Regions from separate parts of the Homo sapiens genome. Here region 1 is linked to region 2. A link is an interaction called in ENCODE POLR2A ChIA-PET data of the cell type or tissue named here. Cell type or tissue: K562. All regions are shown on one strand. Region 1 overlaps HOMER2 (homer scaffold protein 2). Region 2 overlaps RPS17 (ribosomal protein S17).

Region 1 (4,000 bases), 380 kb after region 2:
AGTGAGGGAGAGTCATTAGGTAAGCCATCAACCACCTCCCTGCAGAATTCAGTCATCATTGTTGCATGTGGAGTCCCTTCTCATACATAATCATACATTACTAGTATAATAATCCAATTATCCAACTCTCCCAACAAAGAGGCTTCACAGATCAAACTGACCTCAGGTTTGAGCATTATTTACAAAAAGGTCAACCAGAAATTAATTGGAACGTCCAGTACCAGGAAGAATCAAGTCAATAAATTAACACAATAGAGTACTATGTAACCCTTTTAAAAAAGAACATTCTTATGACTATATAAATATTGTTCCCTGCAGAGGCAAAAAATGTGCCAGGATTATAGTTCTTTCTGTACAGTTCCAATGTCAACAGCAGAGTGCTACTCACAGGAAAACATTCCTAGTATCAAGGTCAGAGAGAAGCTTCTCCTTTCTAGCACTCTCCCAGTTGTTCAAAAGCAGGCGGTATCTTTCGTGCACTTCATATTTGAAACATGACATGCTTGTGATAATTTTTAATTTTTGTGATGTTTTCCTATTGCCTTCTCTATCGAGGAAAGAAACACAGCCCGTCTTCCCATAACCCTAGTATATTCCAGCTTGTTCACTCTGTCCATTGTCTGGAATCTGCTCCAGTCTCTGTCCTCAAGATATTATTCTTGGAGCCAGTAACTTCCACCTGTAATTTGGAGTGAATGCTTCTGAGGCCCATTCATAGCCATCTGTCCAGAAGTTCTTTTCACCAGACTCCCAGGAGCCATCAATTCTTTTTGCCCACTTCCCCACATCATGACCTCCTTCATAGTCTTCGCCATTGTTTTGCTGTTGTAGATCCTCAAGATGAGCGGGAGGTCAACTTTAAGTCCTTGCACATCAGGAATGGCCTTTACTTTCCCCCTTATACTTGATTGGTTTTGGCTGGATGTATCCTAGGGCTGCTGTACCAAATTCCCACAAACTTGGGGGCTTACATGACAGGAATTTATTTTCTCACAGCTCTGGAGGGCAGAAATCCGCAGTCAGTTGACTGGGCTGAAACCAAGGTGTCGCCAGGGCCATGCTGCCTCCAGAGGCTCTAGGGTTGGAAGCTCTAAGGAAGCATCCATTGCCCCACCTTTCCCAGCTTCTAGAGCTGCGTTCCTTGGCTCATGGCCTCCTCCTCCATCTTCAAAGCCTGCAGCAAAGCATCTTCAAAGCTCTCTGCAGAGATCCTCACATCCTCTTCTCTATTCTGTGTGTAGTAAAATCTCCCTCTGCTACTCTCTTCAGAACACTTGTGATTACACTGGGCCCTGGATAATGCAGGATAACCTCCCCATCTCAAAGTCCTTAACTTATCATATCTGCAAAGACCCTTTAACATATACGGTAACGTAGGTTCAGAAATGAGCATCTGATATATCTATGGGAGACATTTTTTAGCCTACCACTCTGGGGGTAAAACAATCTTTTTTTTTTTTTTTTTTAAGACACAAAGTCTTACTATGTTGCCCAGGCTAGATTCAAATTCTTGGGCTCAAGCAATCCTCTTACTTCAGCCTCCCTAGGAGCTGCGACTACCACAGCACTCAGCTTAAAACAATTGTTTTAAATGGCTTAAAAAAAATGATTTTCAGACGGGCATGGTGGCTCACACTTGTAATCCCAGCACTTTGGGAGGCCAAGGTGGGCAGATCACCTGAGGTCAGGAGTTCAAGACCAGGCTGGCCAACATGGGGAAACCCCATCTCTACAAAAAATACAAAAAATTAACCAGGTGTGGTGGCACACACCTGTAATCCCAGCTAGCTGAGGCACGAAAATCACTTGAACCCGGGAGGCGGAGGTTGCAGTGAGCCAAGATCGCACCACTGCACTCCAGCCTGGAGGACAGAGTGAGACTCCATCTCAAAAAAAACAGGTTTTCCCTCATGTGCCACTGTGCAGGCCTTGCTCCACTCTTCTCCTGTCATCTTATCTGATGAGAAGCTGCTTCTGCTGGCTCCTCCTCCCCTTCCGGACTCCTTGGTGCTGGAGCACGTCACACTTTCCCCCTTTCCCCACGCTGATCTGAGCTGATACCATGCTTCCAAATACCATCCGCCTACCCTGGATGCACGCCAGACCAAGGAAGACTTTATTCTAGAATGCCAACATCCACACTCCCAGTCTTGGCTCTGCCAGTGGAGTCCACTCGTCCCCCATCCCGCTGATATGCACAGTGTCCCTGTGGCAGGAGTATCACCTAGTATCACCTGAGACCTCCAATTAAAGCCCCAGCTTCAGCACCACTTCTCACTCCTGCCCTTGCTGGACCTGCAGACTCAGTTCAGAGGGTCTCTGGGGTTGTGCAGGGCAGACTGGTCAGCTACCCCAACTCCCTGTGGCCCCTCCACTCAGACTCTGGGCTCTGGTCTCCTCTGTGCTATATTTCTGACATTGCCTTTCCTCTACTAGCTTTCTATGGTCCAGAAATTTATTGTAATCTCTCAACTACTGATAATTCCCTCCCATTCATTTTGCTGTCCTGGGATTATACTTTTCATAATCTCCTTATTATCATTTTAATGGGTTCTGGGGAGAGAAGGTATAAATAAGCACAAGTGCTGAATCCTCCATCTTGAACATTAAGTTAATCTCATTCATTTTTCAGTTATAACTTGCATATGCTTAAAAGATAACAGATATTCTATTCTAAGCTCCTTGTCCAAGGGCTCCTATTGGTGGGAGGTTGGAGGTGGGCTTGGCACATTCAGATTTACATCCCAGCTTGTCACACCCACCCCACCTCCAACACTGAAAGACCTTCCTTGTATGAGCACCACTGCCCCTGACACAGATCTGCCAGGACACTTTAAGGAACTGGCAAACATATGTGGGGTTTCCTCTTTCCAGGATTTGTTTTAAAGCAAATGAGTTCCATGGCCTTCCCTATAATGCCAGACTACAGGCATTGAGGCATTAAGAGAATGCACAACTCTAAATCAAGAACACTTTTTGCAGGTTCTATCAGCCCAAGAGAACCTTTTTACTCAAAAGTAAAGCCTGCATGATACCTCCCTGCTTTACAAAGCCTCAAGTTTAAAAATAAACATGGGCATTTGAAGGAGCACAAAAATAGTTTGTGTCCACAGCTTTACATAGCCCAGCGGCACTAGGTATATGCTGGCTCGGAAGAAGCCGAGAGAGGCCACATTCAATAGAAAGTTAGCCCTTGTGAACCTCAAACGAGTGAGACACAAGTGAAGGGAGCCTTTTTTTATGCTTGATTCCCTTGTACTACACAGGGCCAACTGCACTCCATTCAAACCAACCACAGGTGTCCGCCTGTCCAGCTATTCATGAACAGGTTGTGAAGGCAGCCTTCTGAGCCAAAATCCAAGTCCTCACTCAGCCTTTGTCTCCACCTAACTTTGTCATCTCCTCCCTATCAATCCCTGCACCCAACCTACAGGCTTAACAGATGTCCCTGCTCACCCCATACCTGTGCTTTCCGAGGAGCTGTGCCTTCCTCCAGAATGCCCCCTGCTCATGTCACCCCTGCACTGAGCACACCACCCCCAGGTCAGAATCCTACCACCCTTCAGGGCAAAGTGCAAATTGGTCACCTCTTCCATCAGAGGCACGTGGCTCCAACACCAGACTGGGTTCTCTCCCTGGATACCAGCTCTCTCTATACCTCACTCGTGGCCGTCATATGTTATTCAGGCTCATCTTTGGGTAGCTAGAGATGTGTTCCCCCCAAATTGGGCTGCAAGTCCCCTTGGGTAGGGATCAGGTTTTCATTTCTGGGGCCCCTGTAGTGCCTTGATAAAAGAGGTGCTTGGGCCAGGCGCAGTGGCTCACACCTATAATCCCAACACTTTGGGAGGCTGAGGCAGGGGCATCACCTGACGTCAGGAGTTCGAGACGAGCCTGGCCAACATGGTGAAACCCCATCTCTACTAAAAATACAAAAAATTAGAGGGGTCTGGTGACACGTGCCTGCAGTCCCAGCTACTCAGGAGGCTGAGGCATGAGA
Region 2 (4,000 bases):
ATGTTCTTGTTCTGGAAGTAACACTGAAATATTTGGGAGTAAATGGGCACATCTCCAACTTAACTTCAAGTGGAGCAGAAAAAAAGTTGTGTGTGTCCATGGAATACTATGCAGCCATAAAAAAGGATGAGTTCATGTCCTTTGTATGGACATGGATGAAGCTAGAAACCATCATTCTGAGCAAACTGTCACAAGGACAGAAAACCAAACACCGCATGTTCTCACTCATAGGTGGGAACTGAACAATGAGAACACTTGGGACACAGGATGGGGAACATCGCACACCGGGGCCTGTCATGGGGTTGCAGGAGGGATAGCATTAGGAGATAGACCTAATATAAATGATAAGTTAACAGGTGGAGCACACCAACATGGCACATGTATACATATGTAACAAACCTGCACGTTGTGCACATGTACCCTAGAACTTAAAGTATAACAATAATTAAAAAAAAATAAATCGTTAAAATAAAGAATAAATGTAATAGACTTTCTTGAATATAAAAAGTTGTGTGTGTGTGTATATATATATATATATATATAAAGAATATATGGCCTGGTGCAGTGGCTCACACCTATAATCCCAGCACTTTGGGAGGCTGATGCAGGTGGATCACCTGAGGTCGGGAGTTCAAGACCAGCCTGACCAACATGGAGAAACCCTCTCTACTAATAATACAAAATTAGCCAGGCGTGGTGGTGCATGCCTGTAATCCCAGCTACTTGGGAGGCTGAGACAGGAGAATCACCTGAACCTGGAAGGTGGAGGTTGCAGTGAGCCAAGATCCTGCCATTGCACTCCAGCCTGGGCCACAAGAGCGAAACTCTGTCTCAAAAAAGAAAAAAAAAATTAGCTTTGTGTGGCGGTGAGCGTCTGTAATCCCAGCTACTCAGGAGGCTGAGGCAGGACAATCACTTGAACTTGGGAGATGGAGGTTGCAGTGAGCCAAGATTGTGCCACTGCACTCCAGCCTGGGTGACAGAGTGAGACTTCATCTCCCCCCCCGCAAAAAAATAAAGCCATTGAGGCAAAATGTGAACTGGTAAACCTGGGTGTTCTTTGTACTATTCTTGCAACTTCTCTGTAAGTTTGAAATTATACAAAAATTAAGTTACAAAACACATTAAAAATGTCTGCTGTATTTATCTGCTTGACAGAAATAGATATGTAAGAATCACTTTAAGGCTAGAGCTTTCCCACTTGCTGGCTGCTTTTTTTTTGGAGACAGGGTCACACTTCGTCGCCTAGATTGTAGTGCAGTGGCATGATCTCGGCTCATCGCAACCTCCACCTCCAAGGCTTAGGCAGCCCTCTGACCGCCTAAGCATGTGTAGCTGGACTACACATGCACATCACCATGCCCAGCTTATTTTCTACCTTTTTAGTAGAGAGGAGGTCTTGGTATTGCCCAGGCTGGTCTCCAACCCTCAGGCTCAAGCAATCCCTCCCACCTCAGTCTCCTGAAGTACTGGGATTACAGGTGTGAGCCACCATGCCTGCCTGTTCTCCTGGACATGCAGCCAGCTAAGCTTGGCTCTGCAACAGCTCCTTGTCCCACTGGAGAAAAAGAGCCCACAGCTTTCCTCATATGCAAGGGCATGAACCAACCAAGTGCAGCCCAGCTCCTGTGAGACACACACACACGTGGTTAACTGACAGCGACAGAGAGCCTAAATAAAGCTCAGAGTCCAGGGTAGTCTACCCAGGTTGCAGCTGGTGAGCTCTGCCTCCGGTTAGGCTGAAGCATCCCAGTATCAATCCTCCCATACACATTTATTCACATTTGTTGAGATCTCCTATGTTCTAGGCATTGGGCTCAACATTGGACACAAAGACACCATTCATCCTAACTCCCACTGAAAGAAAGTCAACCTCTGATACACGATAATCCTGTTGCTACCTTCTGAACATGGGCAAGTTGGCCCAAATTGTATGTACCCAGCAGGGGCTGAAGACCCAGGGAAGCAGGGTGGAGCTGCCAAAGCAGCTTTCCAGGCTCATACTGCAGACCACTCTCAACACGTTCAGGCTTGCCCTTGCTCCTTTACTAAACTCTGGTGAACCCACTCCCCATAAACCAGATGCAGCAGCACCTGAATCCCAGACAAGTGCCAGCTGATCTGTTGCCTCGAGAGCTCCTGCCTTTCCTCTACCCACACACAACTGCAAAGATGACACAGGCAAGGCTGTTGTCCCAGATTTATTGAAAATAATACAGCACTACAGAAAAAATTCAAACAGGTCCCCGAGGCGTTTTGAAATTCATCCCAACTGTAGGCTGAGTGACCTGAAGGTTGGACAGACTGCCGAAGTCCTGGAACGAGAAAATGGATTCAGTGAGCAGTTACTGGTGAGATCTGTGAGTGGACCCCAGAAGAAAACACAGGCCCCTAGAGCCACAGCACTCTCAAGGGGGTCCAGAGGCGACCTGAAGGACCCTTTAAGAGCCAACAGGGTTCTCAATGCCTCCCACTTTTCCAGAGTGATCTTCCTTCAACACACACCTGACCATGTGGTATCCCCATTTACAACTCTATGACTTTTACCCAATGTACCATGCCATTTGTATCTGTTTTCACAACCCCTTCCTATCAATCACTCTAAAACACCGTTTCTCAATCTTGGCAACGTAGACATCCTGGGCTGGACATTCTTTGTTATAGGCAGCTGTACTGTGTATTGCAGAAAGTTTAGCAACATCCTTGGCCTCTACCCCTTAGAAGTTAGCAGGTATCCCCTGGCTATGAGAACGAAAAATGTGTCTGGACATTGCCAAATGTCCTCTAAAGCAAAACTCTGTCCCTTTGAGAATACACAGTGCCACTTGCTTTCCAGGACCAGCCCTGGGTAAGAGCTATTACTAATCTAATCAACATTTGTGAAGGGCCCAAGTACACAAGGCATCAAGCAGAAGGGAGGGAGGCAAGAGCAGACCCTGCCCTCAAACAAGTTCAGGCTGGTAGGCAGGGCAAGAAGCCAAGGGCCCAACTTATACCTGGAACTCCATGTCCTATTTGGTCCTCAGAAACCCATTTTAGTTTCAACAAAAATGCTGCATTCAGCGCAGTGGTTATTTCAGGAAGAAAAGACCCACAGCGGGGCTGTAGCTGTACTGGTGATGTTTTTCTGAAGCTGGGAAAGTACATGTGAGTTCATTTTGCTACTACCTTTTTGAGTGTCTTAAACATTTAATGACCATAAAAATAGGAAAAATGAAGTTGTTCAAAATCACCAACCGCCCATGAAGCCCATGCTTTCACCCAAGTATGCAAAAGGACTAAGATAAGCCATAGAAAAAACATCAAAGTGCAATGAAGATACTCGTGAACTACCTAAGTAGTGCCTTGTATGTACCTGGAAATGGACCAAAGCTCATTTCTGAGTGGTTAGCATGGAGACACCAAAGGAATGCCTTCACAGAAGAAAAGCAGGCAGATTCAGCCAGGGCTGACACAAAGGGGGCAACGTAAGCCAGCTATAAAACCAAGAACAGAAGCAGCCAAGAGAGAAAAGGTGTCCTGGAAGCCACTAGATTTGGGAATCATGATCTTGTGGCGAACTAACTCAATGCACACAACTTCCGCTACACCCCTTATGAAAGCAGTCCAGTTTAGTGGCTACAAGTTTAGATGGGATTCCCAACTCTGCCACTTACTAGCTGGGTGACCTTGGATAATAAGACCTACTGATGGTTTTTGACCAGGAAAATACCACTTTAGGAATCCAGCAAACACTTACCAAAAGCTTCAGCATTTCCTTAGTGTCAGGATCTACTTCAATAATCTCCTGATCCAAGGCTGAGACCTACAAGGAAACGAGGTAGGGTCAAAATACCAATCAATGAGATTATCACTCACCTCTCCTCCTCCTCTCCCCAGGTTCTTAAATATGGGGAAGAGGAGCTGCACAAGGATAGCATTCCTCTCACAAGGTGAGCAGTCTCTTACAGTATTACAGACCCCGATGACCTGTTCTTCTGGCCTTACCTTCCCATGCCCT

Evidence for each region. ChIA-PET counts read pairs that join two places held together with the same protein. Peaks named below come from ENCODE experiments on the same cell type or tissue, not always from the same donor. Only the 100,000 strongest peaks of a DNase experiment are listed, where the experiment ranks them.
Region 1: POLR2A ChIA-PET joins it to region 2 with 5 read pairs; 2 of 35 experiments call an interaction of 5 or more read pairs at or near these places.

The regions. Positions count from the first base shown.
Region 1 is chr15:82,919,399-82,923,398 of GRCh38, forward strand. All of the region lies in intron 1 of HOMER2 (homer scaffold protein 2), which reads right to left. It overlaps LOC105370928 (a long non-coding RNA gene), which reads left to right. Exons shown (of 5, transcript XR_007064741.1): 4 at 1-19. Among named protein-coding and RNA genes, the nearest start is that of HOMER2, 31 kb to the right of the region's middle. In K562, no CTCF peak of the experiment used is centred here; a DNase peak (open chromatin) is centred at 1,993; H3K27me3 peaks cover 2,495 bases.
Region 2 is chr15:82,534,567-82,538,566 of GRCh38, forward strand. It overlaps RPS17 (ribosomal protein S17), which reads right to left. Exons shown (of 5, transcript NM_001021.6): 4 at 3,740-3,805; 5 at 2,184-2,315. The coding sequence ends at 2,235. Among named protein-coding and RNA genes, the nearest start is that of RPS17, 3.9 kb to the right of the region's middle. In K562, no CTCF peak of the experiment used is centred here; no DNase peak of the experiment used is centred here; H3K4me3 peaks cover 643 bases.